2 separate regions of the Homo sapiens genome follow, and region 2 is linked to region 1. Evidence: chromatin contacts called from ENCODE Hi-C or POLR2A ChIA-PET data. All regions are on one chromosome and are shown on one strand. The core of a region is the stretch at or near the end of the contact, and the rest is flanking DNA. Distances in the headings are between cores, read along the strand shown.

Region 1 (6,993 bases), core at 4,153-6,652:
GAATTGTGGGGTCAGGTTTTGAAGATGAGAGGCTGTAACTAAGAAATATCCACTAGCTGTTAGTAGAGAGTCTACAACCTTGCCTTTTAAAGTGTAGTTCTCAGAGCAGCAGCAGCAGCTGCTGCAGCACCAGGAGGCTTTATGAGACACAGAGTCTTAGGCCACAAGCCAGACTGCCTTTCACCAAAATCTCCAGAGGATACATTTGGGCATTAAAGTTTGAGAGGTGCTGGTGTACAAGACCTGGGTGGATGTGGATGTGCATGTGCTGGGAGGGACCCTTCTTGGAATTTTGTACCAAAGATTGTGACCCTCTTAGGCAATCAAGTCTGAGTCATAGAGGAGGCCCCAGAAATTCAGCCTAGAAACGCCTGTGTTTAAAAACAGAAGGCCATGGCTTCCAGGAAGGATGATCTATTTTATAATACCGTAAGGTTTCAAAATGACTACAGCCCCCTTATCCGCCTCCACTGAGCTCCACACCGTCGTCTACCCTGACACTCTTGGTGCTGGAGACATAGGGGTCCGGAGCAAGGCAATCACAGGGGACAGGAACCTTGCTTTTTGAGACCCTGGGCCCCAGAACAGCTCTAGCCAAGGCTCCCACACCCCTCATTCTAGAAATGAGGGTTTTCTAGAAAGTCAGGCCTGCATGCAGGGAAGGGAGGTGAGGGTGCCCATGAGTGAGCCGCTCAGAAATCCCTTCTCCAGCCCCACTCTCTCAGTGACCCCACCTGGACATCATCTACTCTATCCACAAGAAGCGGGTTCAGCCGAGGGGATTGACCAGAAGCTCAGGTGTGAGCCTGAGGGCTGACTGCTGGTTATTTTTCTGTCCTGGAACACCTGACCCACCTGCCTGTCTTCATGTCGCCAGTGTGGGGAGGGAGAGAGACAACTAACTATAACCAGGAGGGTCCCCGCAGTGGCTCCGGCCTCGCCTCCCCTTTCTTGCCTGAGACACTAACTTAGTTCCTGGTTTGGTGCCTGTCGGCGCCTCCATTACCAGTAGCTTAGCTCCCACCGTGGGGAGGGAATCAAAGAGGTTGTGCCGCCCTTGCCATGTAGCTGCCCCTGAATCTCATCCAGGTCAGTTCCAGATTCTAAACTGAATTTTTTTCATGATATTGTCAAAACAGTGAGGAAACATTTTTTAAAAGCCCTATAGAAAAAAAGAAGAAGAAAGAAAGAAAGAATTGGGTTCAGCTGCAAATAACAGGAAAAAAAAATAGTGGCTTAAACCAGTGCCTCTCAAACCATCCTGTACACAGAAATCACCCGGGGATCTTGTTAAAATGCAGACCGTGATTCAGAAGCCCTGGGGCTGGCCCTGACGTTCAGCATGTCTAATGGGCTCCTGTGCGATGCCCAAGCTGCTGGTCCACAGAGCTCACTCCATAGGGAGGGCTTCAGCAAGACAGGAGTGTATTCCTCAGCCACAAGAAACCTGGAGTCTGGCCCTCCAGACTATATCCATCGCTGGTGATGGGACCATTGGTACACCAAACCTCAGCAACATTCAATTTACCCATCTAACAAATCTGCATGTGTACCCTCAGAACCTAAAATAAAAGTTGAGATAGAGGAAAAAAAAGAGTTTGTTGCTTTCAGCCTCTTGATTAGTGAGATGGAAACAAACCATCAATACACAATGCTGTCTGGCTTCCTCTGTGTGGAAAGTGCGGATAGGGATTGAGAGGGTCCTACTTGCCAAGGCCACAAGTTTGGGATGAGTCAGCTGCATCATACATCAGCAGATGAGCTGTGAGGCAGGGATGCTCCAATGGGCACAGAGCAGCCAGACCCACAACCTGCCCTGAAGCCACTCAGAGATCACAGTTCAGTTACAGGGTACATGGTGGGCGGCCTAAGAATGGGGAGAAACTGGGGACCTAGGACCCAGGACCTGGCCACACTGAGTGGACGAGATCAGCTTCAGGTCCCGGGAAAGTTCTTCCCAGAAGGCAAAAATGATTCCTGAAGCATATGGTCATTGTGATACCTTGGCTGGCAATATAATCTGTAGTCCAAACCAGGGACAGTGTTGAGAATAGAAAGCCAAAATCACTTAATAGGCCTTAACTGATCTGTGGTATGCATTAACCAGTTGTCGGCAAGTCCAGAACTGTGGACCTTCTCCTAACCCTGTGAGTGGACATCTGCCAGGTAAGCTGGCCACAAGCAGACTGCACTGGAACACTTAGGGTCTCCATTTTGGCCTAGATGATCCTCAGGTCAGGATTCAGACATGTTGGGCAGCATCAGAAGGACAGGGTGGGTGATTGTGGTCCTTGATAGCAGGCATAGGGCTTCAATAAGGAGTGAAAGCTCCTGTAAAGCAACTACTGACTGTTGACAGTGAACGGATTCATCAGAAACTCAACTCAGGCTGGGCGCGGTGGCTCAAGCCTGTAATCCCAGCACTTCGGGAGGCTGAGGTGGTTGGATCACGAGGTCAGGAGATGGAGACCATCCCGGCTAACACGGTGAAACCCTGTCTCTACTAAAAATACAAAAAATTAGCCAGGCGTGGTGGCAGGAGCCTGTAGTCCCAGCTACTCCAGAGGCTGAGGCAGGAGAATAGTGTGAACCAGGGAGGCAGGGCTTGCAGTGAGCCCCACTGCACTCCAGCCTGGGCATCAGAGCGAGACTCCGTCTCAGAAAAAAAAAAAGAAAGAAAGAAAGAAACTCAACTCAAACCAGCTTTAGCAAAAAAGGGAATCTGTGGGCTGTGTAACCAAATCACACAGAGTACAGAGGTGCAGCTAAACCCAAGGACAACTGGATTCGAAGATTTGAATATTGCCAGGACTTCCTCTTTCTTCACCTACATCTTCGTCAGCTTGGGTTGCTATGACAAGTTACTATAGACAGGGTGGCTTAAACAATAGGCATCTATTTCACAGCTCTGGAGGCTGGGAAGTCCAAGATCAAGGTGGAGACGGATTTGGTTCTAGTGATGTCCCCCTTCCTGGCTTGCAGATGGCCAGCATCTCAGTATGTGTTCCTATGACAATTCTTTGTGTGTGCACACTTGAAGAGAGAGTTTCAGTGTGTCCTCTTCCTCTTCTTTTAAGGGCACTAATCCCATCATGACTTCATCTAAACCCAATTACCTCCCAAAGTCCCCACCTTCCAAATACTATCACATAGGAGGTTAGGACTTGAACATATGAATTTGGGGTGAGGGACACAAACATTCAGTCCATAACAACCTATGTCTCTGATTCTCTCTGCATATTGGACTCATTCTCTCAGTCCAGCTGTCCCCACAAAGTCAAAGCCATGCCTGCAGGCAGCTCTGAACCAACAATGGCAGGGAGGAGAATCAGCATCCTCACCAGCTCCAGGTGGAAAAAAATCCCAGAGAAGGCTCGTGATTGGCTTTGTGGGCCCACTTGCCCATTCCTGGCCAATTGCTTTGGCCAAAGGGATGAGGCCACTGTGATTGGCCCAGGCAGATCGTGTGTTCATCCTCACACCACAGGGATGGTTGGATTGGTGAAAAAGCAGCTTTCCCCCAGAATGGGAAGGCTGTTGTAGGCAAGCCAAGCAATGAATGCCCATTGCAAAGGGAGCTGGAAGTGGTTAAGGGATGAAGCAAGGGCTGTGCTAAATGGAACTATTGGCCAGTCTCTGTAAGATGCCTGGGGCTGCTTAGAAATACTTTAGGGGACTTACTTTGCAAGGAGCTGAAATCATGAAATAACATGTTGTAAACCAAAGAAATGTGTTCATTACTGTTAATATAGGGGCTGAAGTACCCTGGTACTATGATATCTGCAATTTACTTAAAAATATATTGGCACTGAAAATGTAATCTAAGTGTGGGTGTAGCCTTTTAAATCTTCACTCCAGAGGAAGCCAGTTGCCCTAATCAAGACAACTCCAGGGTGGTAATTAGAGTGTAATCGGAAGGCCATACCCCAGACGGACACCCACAAGTGCTTCAGCTGTCTTCTTCTCTGATTAGTGCCAGCAGTTTTGTTCATTAATATAATGAACATGGACATGAGTTTTCATCAGTGAAGCATGAAACTCCACAGCAAGAAACTCCACAAACTTACATGAACAGGCCATTCGAATCTAATGGGCCTTTCTTCCTCCCTACTTAGGAATGTCACCCACGACATTTGTGTCAGCTTCTGGTTCAGGAGAATGCGGGCCAACCTCAGTCTGACTAGATGGTTCACCAATCCTACTACTAGACTGTTGTGATATTTGCCTTAACTGAACCTCTCTTTCATGCAAGATCTCGTTGGAACCTCCTAAAGAACAGAGATGCTGGACTTTATCACACTCAGGAGGTGACTGATGTGAGCCTGCTTGCTAATAAATGTCTGTTTTGGGGGGAAGAATTCAGTCTGAGACTTGCTTTTATGGTAACCTGCAGTGAGGCTGTGAGGAGGAGCTGGCCCTAAACACCTACTACAATGGTGGCTGCTTTTATTAACCAAAAAGAACCTCCCAATTGTACAAGATCAAATTGGGAAGTAGAAGGTGCCCTTGTAAGCTCAGTGTGTGTGTGGGTTGGGGAAGACAGTTTTCATCAGAAAGATCTATCATCCGTCATGTCTCAGGGTCACAACCACTAAGTCAGGAAGCCAGCCCCCAAATAGGTGGGGAAAGGGTTTTGGGTCTAAGGCAGGGCCCATTCTAGAGAGACTAGGGAATGAGCAGATTTCCATGAGGAAGAGAGAGAAGACCCAGGAAGTGAGGCAAAGGCCTAGCAGCCAGAACTGGAGCACAAGATTGGAACCAGAGCAATGAGAGGACCTCCATGGAGGTGAGCCATCCAGAATCCAGCAGGAAGGACCATGAGTATGGTTTTGGCTGTCACAATAAGAAGGCTAGAGAGACCCGGAAGCAAACCAAGCCTGACAGCCCTCCATCCATCTGAACAACACCCCAAAACTACCATGAGGAAATGCAAGGAGGTCAGAATTTACAATGCCTAACTCTTTATCAAGAACCTTGAACCATCATGTTTCCCTTCCAATGATCAGTATTTTCATGGTCATTGCAAAGACTATCAAGGAAATACCTTTGTAGCTGCTGGCATGAGGATTTCTTTGAGGAAAAAGGGCCTTTGAGAAGCCCACTTCTCAAAGAGTCAAAGGGAGCTTCCAGCCTGGACTTTGGGCTGTTCCCATATTTTCTGTGGAAGGAAAGAGATTTTCCATAGCATGAAGTAGAAACAAGGATCAGAGCTGGGTGCTGTGGGAAAGGCCAGGGAAGAAGAGGGGAGGCACTGCCATAGCCCAGGGAAGGTTTCAAGGGGTTTGCGAGACACATTATGTGTGAGGTTAGCTTTCCCTGGGTCCCTCTATTAAAATATGTAGCAAATTCTCACTGCTTATTTATGCATGTGCGCTTCCTACTGCCCAGGTGTTGAAACTGACCTAAGACAATTTGGTCATGCACAACCACAAAGTTCCTTTTGGTTACTATCAGCTGCCACCATCAGATAAGAGTGGAAACTCACCCACTCCCCTGCTATCTCAATCCAAGTTACCCCAGGAGCAAGGCTCAGAATGAATTCTGTCCTAAATAAAAACATTTATTAGCAAGCAGGTAATGTTTTCAAATGCAAGAGAATTGTTTAGAGCCACAAAGAGATGATGAGGATGAAAACAGAGACCTTAACCAAACATAAGCACATGTCTCAGTGAGAAGATATTAACTTTTTCTAACTATATTTATTTATGCACACCTGTTACTTCATTCAAACACTTATTGGAGACAGGAACAACTTGTGTTGCTTTCAAAATCCCCATGGGACCTCACTCTCCAAACAGCAGGGGTAAAATAAGATAAAACATGAACCTTGAGTGCATACAAAGGAGCCTTGTGCATTGTGAAACATTAGTGATGATTCTTTGTTCTGTGAAGGTTTAGACATTGCAGGGGTAATTATGGGATGTTGCACCTCCCAAACCAAGCACTTTCCCCCAAGGTCTACCAGGATGATCTGCAAGAAGACTCCCTCACAAAGACACAAAGGGAACCGTGGGAGTGGCAGGCTTCATCTGTCTAGCTGCAGGTGCAAGGAGGAAGTCTACTCCAGCAGGAAAGTTTAGGTGTCTGGAATCTGCATAGTTCAATAACTGCTGTGGTTTGAATGTTTGTCTCTTCCAAAAGTCATGTTAAAATTTAACCCCCAGTGCAACACTGTAGGGAGGTAGGGCCTGAAGTAACGTCTTTAATCATGGGGGCTCGGCTCACATGAATTGATTAATGCCTCTGAAAAACAGGCTCAAGGGAATGGGTTCATTCTCTTTTTTCCCTTCCACCATATGATGCCTTCTGCCACGTGATACCTTCTACTTTGCAATGACACAGCAAGAAGACACTCACCAGATGACTTGATTTGGACTTCCCAGGCTCTGGAATTATGAGCCAATAAATTTCTGTTCATTATAAGTTACCCAGTCTGTGGTATTCTGTTATAAAAGCACAAAACAGATTAAGACAGTAATAGACAAAAAAACAGATGAGCATATAGCACTTGGGCCCAACCAGACATATGCTAAGAGGGGCAGAATTCAGCACTCAACAAAGAAGACTCCAGGAGTAGTGATTCTCTGAAATCCAGGAGGATAAGCAGCAGGTGAGAAGGCACCTGGGACAACAGTGGGTTACAAGGCTATAGCCATCAGCGTGAAATTTTGGAAGCAGAGAGGACTCCAGCCCTGAGCAGCAACTGAGAGTGACAAGAGTACCAAGAATGGGTTCTGGAGGGACGGAGCTGCTCTCAGGTAGAGATTTGAATCAAGAGAATGAGAGAAAATCCAAGTTCTCAGAAACCAGGCTAAGGTCAGGGGCACACTGTCAATGCCTGATGCATAGACCTATAGTATTGAGCTAAATCTCCTTAAATTCCCCTTCCCAAAGTCAGGATTAATCCCAGAAATAGGAATACTTTCTTGAGGGTTCTTTCAGCTGCAAGTAACAGAAAACTGAACTTAAAGTGGCTTGAATACTAAGGAGACA
Region 2 (6,993 bases), core at 2,395-4,894, 430 kb after region 1:
ACACTGGTGGGAGTATCATCAACTGGGATGACTACTTGGGAACAATTTGTCAAGGGCCAATAGATCTGAAAATACACATAATCCACAACACACTTCTAAGGTTGCCCCTTGAGAAGATTACCCAAACATGCATGAGGACAGACATGTATGGATGTTCACGGCAACGTTGTTATGGAAAAACTAGAAGCGTCTTCAGTGTTCACTAGATATGAGAATTGATAAATAGACGAAGAAACTGGAGCTGTATTTACTGGATGTAATACCAGACAGCAGTCAAAATGAAAGGGCTAGATCTATGCATATCATTATTAATTGAACTGAACACCAGTGCAAATAAGGCAAAATGCCTGAAGATATACCAATGATCGTATATGTGTAAGTTTGAGAGTGCGCACACACACATACACAAACTAGTACTGTTTTGTTTTTTTTTTTTGAGACGGAGTCTCGCTGTGTCGCCCAGGCTGGAGTGCAGTGGCACGATCTTGGTTCACTGCAGCCTCTGCCTCCCAGGTTCAAGTGATTCTCCTGCCTCAGCCTCCCAAGCAACTGGGATTACAGGCACTCACCACCATACCCGGCTAATTTTTGTATTTTTAGTAGAGATGGTGGCCAGGCTGGTCTCGAACTCCTGACCTCAGGTGATCCACCCACCTCGGCCTCCCAAAGTGCTGGGATTACAGGTGTGAGCCACCATGCCCGGCCACAAACTAGTACTGTAAACTAGTACTGTATGTTTTTTATTGACAATAGTATATATGGTAACAGTAGGAAAATTTCAATTCATAATGGCAGCTGCCCTAGGGAAGGAAGGGAGAGGATGGGAAAAGGAATCAAGATGATTCCAATTTTTATATAATATTTTATTTCCTTTATAAAAATACAGAATCAAAGCTACAATGTAAAAATGTCTGTGCATTCTGGGTGATAGGTAAATAAGGATTATTTCCTATAGTACTTTCCAGTAGGTTTTAAAATACACACACAATTTTTATATATTTAATTTCCTTTATAAAAAATATCAAACCAAAACTATAATGTAAAAATGTCTGTGCATTCTGGGTGACAGGTAAATAAGGATTATTTCCCATAGTACCTTCCAGTAGGTTTTACACGCGCACACACACACACACACACACACACTTAGGTGAAACACCGTAAACGAAAAGGCAATAACAAACTAGAGCAAACATCTATACTGTATGACAGAAAAGGATGTAACTCTAATATGAAAATAACTCAAGTAACAGTCCTATATAAAAAATGGGTAAAGAATAGGCAGACAAACCACAAAATAAGTATGAATGATCAATAACTATAAAATAAAATCTTTAGCTTTCCTCATGATTTAAAAAATATTGCTGCCAGGCACAGTGGCTCACACCTGTAATTCCAACACTTTGGGAGGCCAAGGTGGGAGGATCACTTGAACCCAGGAGCTCAAGACCAGCCTAGGCAACACAGCAAGATCCCATCTCTACAAATAATAAAAAAGTTAGCTAGGTGTAGTGGGGCACGCCTGTAGTCCCAGCTACTTAGGAGGCTGAGCTAGGAGGATCACTTGTGCCTAGAGGTTGAGACTGCAGTGAGCTGAGATCACGTCTGTGCACGCCAGCCTGGGCAATAGAGTGAGACTCTGTCTCTCCAAAAACAAACAACAACAAAAAACCCTATGCTTTACCTATCAGACTAGCAAAGCTTAAAAAGAATGATAACCCCAGTGTTAGTAATGACACAGACAAACAGATACTTGTTCACACTCTGCAAGGGATAGCAGAAGCTAAAACAAGCTCTTAGGAGAGAAATTTGTATTAAATGTCAGTAGAATTTACAAAGTTCAGATATTTTCTCCCCAAAAATTCTATTTCAGGAATTTATCCTAGTTCCAGAAATCGTCATCTCAGATTTATAATAGCTTGCTAAAAATGAGCATCAAATGTCCAATTCCTATTAAATGATAACCCATATACATGTTGGAATATTATGCAGCCATAAAAAGATTGTGTTTTCAAAAAAATATTTATTGACAGGGAAAAATACTTAAAATATTTTAAAGGAAGTATATAAGTATGTGGGTTACAGTTATGAACACACTCACATATATGATGACAAAATTATGTGTACACTCATACACATAAGATGTACACCAAATTTTAAGTCATTATCTTTGAGTGTAAGAAATAGGTGATTTTCAATTACCATTTTTTCCTGCAATAATTATGCATTATTTTTATAACCTGAAACAAAGTTTAATGGAGTAGGGGAATGTGGGTGGGGGTGCATGGAAGGGATAATAGGACTTACATAGAAGGCCACAACTCTTTAGGTCTCCAAAGCTGCTCTCTTGTCCTCCCCTCAAAGTTACTGTTGCCCTCTCTTCTAGAAGGTCCCCATCCTTGAACGTTCGCAGTATTTTCTGACTCTGCTAAACTAAGGTACCAAGAATGTCTACCTACAGCTGGGTGATCTCAGGGATCATCATCAGAACCCCCTTGACAGCCATGGAAATTAATTTCAGTTACTTAAACTTTCTCTCTATAAAGGGACTCCAGAGAACTCGAAGTTTTAGAAAAGAAAATGAGAACTAACTAGAGTATCTTTCCCATACTTTTCCCACGTCGGACACCTACCTGGGTGACAGCTGATCTGCTGCCCTCTGTCCCTCCCCAGGAACAAGGTGACGAGGAACACAAACAGCCCACCTGGCCGGGCGCGGTGGCTCACGCCTGTGATCCCAGCACTCTGGGAGGCTGAGGCTGTTGGACCACTTGAGATCACGAGTTCGAGACCAGCCTGGCCAACATGGCGAAACCTCATCTCCACTAAAAATACAAAAATTAGCTTGGCATGGTGGCACGCGCCTATAATCCTAGCTACTTGGGAGGCCGCGGTAGGAGAATCGCTTGAACCTGGGAGGCGGAGGCTGCAGGAAGCTAAGATCGCGCCATTGCACTCTAGCCTTTATGACAGAGAGAGACTCCGTCTCGGGAAAAAAAAAAAAAAAAAAAAAAAAAGACAGCCCACCTAAGAGAAGCTTGCTCAACCAGTAAGCAAAACTATTCACACACTGTCTGATCACAAAGTCCAAATCTTTACTTGTGGAGCTCCCCACTTTCGCCTCTTCCTTCTCGGAATTCCCGCAGGGTAAACTCATTCCTCAAGAGAGGAAAGAAGGTGGGGCTGCAGTTGCGGATGGGGCCCCTAGAGGGAGCTAGGAGGCCACCAGGAAACGGCGCAGGACTTCCAGAGCTTAGGCTTCTGATCCAATGTATGGAGAACACAGCAAACAGCACTTTGGTTCCAGGAATGGGGTTAGCAAGTTCTAAGGAATCTGAGCTGGAAATCAACGTTTTGTGTAATAGGGCGAAGATCACCTCTATTCCAAAAATCACAGAGGAAGATCATTGAACATGCAGAAGCACTGAACCCTCTAGTGTTAAGAAACAAATTAAACGAAAGCTTTTTCATCCAGGAGATCAACAAAGATTTTTTAAGTGTTTGTGATTGTTGTCACTGTATATTTTCATAAGCTACTGCTGAGAGTGTAAGATGATAAACTCTCCCTGGAAGGGAAACTTTAAAATGTTTATCTCTGACTCAGTGAGGTTATCTGAGACTTAGCTTTGGGAAAGAATTTTAAAAAGTGAATAAATATTTACTTAGATCCAAACTGGCAGCCTTAGAGGAATGGTTATATAAACCAGAGTACATATAAATGATGAAATGTTACATAGCTATTTAAAATGTCATTTAAATAGTGTTTTAGTCATATTGGAAAATGCTTATATATAGCATATATATATGTTTGGGGATAGCATATATATATGTTTGGGGTTTTTTTGAGATGGAGCCTGACTCTGTCACCCAGGCTGGAGTGCAGTGGTGCAATCTGCAGCCTCAGCCTCCCAGGCTCAAGGAATCCTCCCACCTCGGCCTCCTGAGTAGATAGGGCTACAGGTGTGCACCACCACAACTGCCTAATTTTTGTATTTTTTTGTAGAGACAGTGTTTCGCCATGTTGTCTAAGGCTAGTCAACAACTCCTGGGCTCAAGTGATCAGCCCATCTCAGGATTACAGGTGTGAACTACTGCACCCAGACTGAAAATATATTAACAAGTGAAAAAAGCAAACTTGACAAGTGTATTTATAGTACAATTCCATTTCAGTAATTTGCAGATACCACTGATATGCAAAAGGGAAAAAAACAAACAGTGGGTAACACTGGTAGAAGTATAACAGTGAAACATCACTTTCTACTTTATATACTTTAATATTTTAAATTTTCTTTCTAGTATTAGGTACAGTGACAGATGGTATTAGAGAGAAATTTCACTTTACTTCACATATTTCTATATTAAATTTTTCTAGAAATATGTATAATATGAAAAAATACTTTTAATCTTAAAAGAAAACCCTTATGTTATAATGTGAAAAGTAAAAAGCAAGATTTAAAAATTGTGCATCTCAACTATATAAAGAAATTCAAAGAAAAAAAGACTGGAAAGGAAATCTGCCCATGAGTGGCAACGCCTCTGAGTGGACATATTTAGAATCTGCATGGTGAGGCCAGGCACGGTGGCTCATGCCTGTAATCCTAGCACTTTGAGAGGCCAAGGCGGGCAGATCGCCTGAAGTCGGGAGTTCAAGACCAGTCTGACCAACATGGAAAAGCCCCCTCTCTACTAAAAATACAAAATTAGCCAGGCATGGTGGTGCATGCCTGTAGTCCCAGCTACTCAGGAGGCTGAGGCAGGAGAATCACTTGAACCCAAGGAGTGGAGATTGTGGTGAGCTGAGATCACACCATTGCACTCCAGCCTGCAATGAGCAACATGAGCAAAACTCAGTCTCAAAAAAAAAAAAAAAAAAAAAAAAAAAAAAAAGAATCTGCATGGTGGAGGGGATGGTTTATTTCCTAGTTGGTTGCTTCTATATACTTTCCTACACTTTCCCAAAGATTTACCAATGAGCAGGTATTGCTCTGATCATTTAAAAAATTGCCCAGCTGGCTAGATAAGTCCTCTTGCTGCCAGTTCCCACAGCTGAGAATTCCCATGTCCGGACACAGGAGGCCAGTACAGGGGGTTGGGGGACTACGTCTGATTTTCCTTTATTCCAAATTTTAAAAAACTGAGACTCCCCCACTGACCTAAGAGGGTGGGGCTTAGTTTGCTCTGAAGAACTCACACTTCATTTTTCACTTCGGTTTTGAAAGACCACCTGAGGTTAGAAACTGGATAGTGTATCAAAATATATTTGTTTGTATTCTGAGTGGGAGAAAAGCCTAACATCTACTGATTGTCTTCTGTGGTCTAAGTACTATGTTTAGGGCTTTCACATATATTTTTAAATGCTTGAAAACTTTGCCACACAGGTTACTGCATCACTCCACCTTCTGACCCTGTACTGTCACATGCCTTTTACGGAAGAAACTCACAAAGTCATTTCCTACTCAAAGCCATCACCTACTCCAGGTTTCAGTGAGCGTAGAAAGGGTTCAGTAAAGAGTCGGGCAGAAATAAAACACATCACATGTCAATGTCATGGAGCAGTACAAGGATACAGGAATTGATTATTTTTGGGAATCACTTGAAATCACACCCAAGGATTACTCCTAACTTTCTGGAGTAAAAATATGATACTTATGAATTACACATTATCGTTTTCATTTCATAAGTAAGGAAATTGAGGCTTACCCAGGTAGTAAGTGGGCAGGATGGGAACCCAGATTTGTCTGACTGTGAAGACTGTGCTTGTTCCACTGCACCATGAGGCCATGCAGCAGTATTTAATGCTTGTTGGATGCACACCTATATGCAGAATCCAGTTTCTCTCTTCTGCCAGGAAATGGGACAGGCCTTTCTTTCTTTTTCCTTTTTTTTTTTTTTTTTTTTGAGACAGCGTCTTGCTCTGTTGCCCAGGCTGGAGTGCAGTGGTACAATCATAGCTCACTGCAGCCTCGAACTCCTGGTCTCAGCAATCCTCCCGCCTTGGCCTCCCAAAGCGTTGAGATTACAGGTGTGAGTTACCATATCTGGCCGGAAAAGGGAATTTTCATTCAAACACTTTCTAGGTACTGGGCCTTTTACTTGCCTCATGTCTCACTTAAGTGTCATGAACAGCTCCGTAAAAACTCCTTGTGATGACAGGCATTTAGATGTAACTTGATAGGTAACCTTCCACTTGGAGACAGGCTAAAGTTTGTATCTTTGGAGAAAGGGGGTTGCTGAGAGGAGGCTGAGGCCAGGTAGGAAACAGCAAGCAACCTGGTGCTGAGAAGCAGGGAGGCAGAAAAGGTATTCTCCAGGCTGAATCACCCCAGATTTGGCCAATGAAACAGACGCCAACTAACCTGAAAATTCCTGGAATCACTGCCACTGTCCTGAAAGTTCCAATCAAGAGCAGGATCCAGAATCCTCCTTATTGACATTTAAGCTAGAGCACCCAACCGCCACTAGGTGGTGCCAAACCACAGCCAGGACAAGGACAGGTTGAAGCAGCACAATTTACCCCAAGCCAGCCAGCCCTGGAGGCCTGCTTGAGTCATTTCATTAATCTTGCAATAATGTGCCCTGACGTTTGGGCAGTTGAAACTCACTTGTCGGCTGGGCGTGGTGGCTCACGCCTGTAATCTCAGCACTTTGGGAGGCCAAGGTGGGCGGATCATGAGGTCAGGAGACCAAGACCATCCTGGCCAACATGGTGAAACCCCGTCCCTACTAAAAATACAAAAACCAGCTGGGTGTGGTGGTGCGTGCCTGTAATCCCAGCTACTCAGGAAGCTGAGGCAGGAGAATCGCTTGAACCCGGGAGGCCGAGGTTGCAGTGAGCCGAGATTGCACCACTGCACTCCAGCCTGGCGACAGAGTGAGACTCCGTCTCAAAAAAAAAAAGAAAGAAAAAGAAAAAGGAAACTCACTTACTATATTACGGTTGAGTTACTGATGCTTTTTTTTTTTTTTCTGATGGAGAAACAAAAGCTAAAGAGGTTA

The links. Hi-C counts contacts between places; a loop is a spot of excess contacts on that map. ChIA-PET counts read pairs that join two places held with the same protein, here RNA polymerase II (POLR2A). Pooled maps may share reads with other maps.
Region 2: a loop to region 1 is called in a map with no recorded cell type, with 5 times the contacts of the local background. The contact joins two enhancer-like sites. A Hi-C loop is called at or near these places in 1 of 168 maps with a recorded cell type or tissue (CD4-positive, alpha-beta T cell), 1 of 37 single-sample maps with no recorded cell type and 2 of 50 pooled maps. POLR2A ChIA-PET finds 5 or more read pairs at or near these places in 1 of 52 experiments (activated T-cell).

Annotation. Positions count from the first base shown.
Region 1 is chr3:46,091,305-46,098,297 of GRCh38, reverse strand. No RefSeq gene overlaps it. Among named protein-coding and RNA genes, the nearest start is that of XCR1, 67 kb to the right of the region's middle. RefSeq lists an enhancer at 549-658. Within about 2 kb of position 5,402, at least 5 of the 41 ENCODE cell types and tissues checked have a DNase peak (open chromatin) inside an H3K27ac peak, as active enhancers do.
Region 2 is chr3:45,656,427-45,663,419 of GRCh38, reverse strand. The region is part of intron 2 of LIMD1 (LIM domain containing 1); the gene reads right to left. Among named protein-coding and RNA genes, the nearest start is that of LIMD1-AS1, 29 kb to the left of the region's middle. Within about 2 kb of position 3,644, at least 10 of the 41 ENCODE cell types and tissues checked have a DNase peak (open chromatin) inside an H3K27ac peak, as active enhancers do.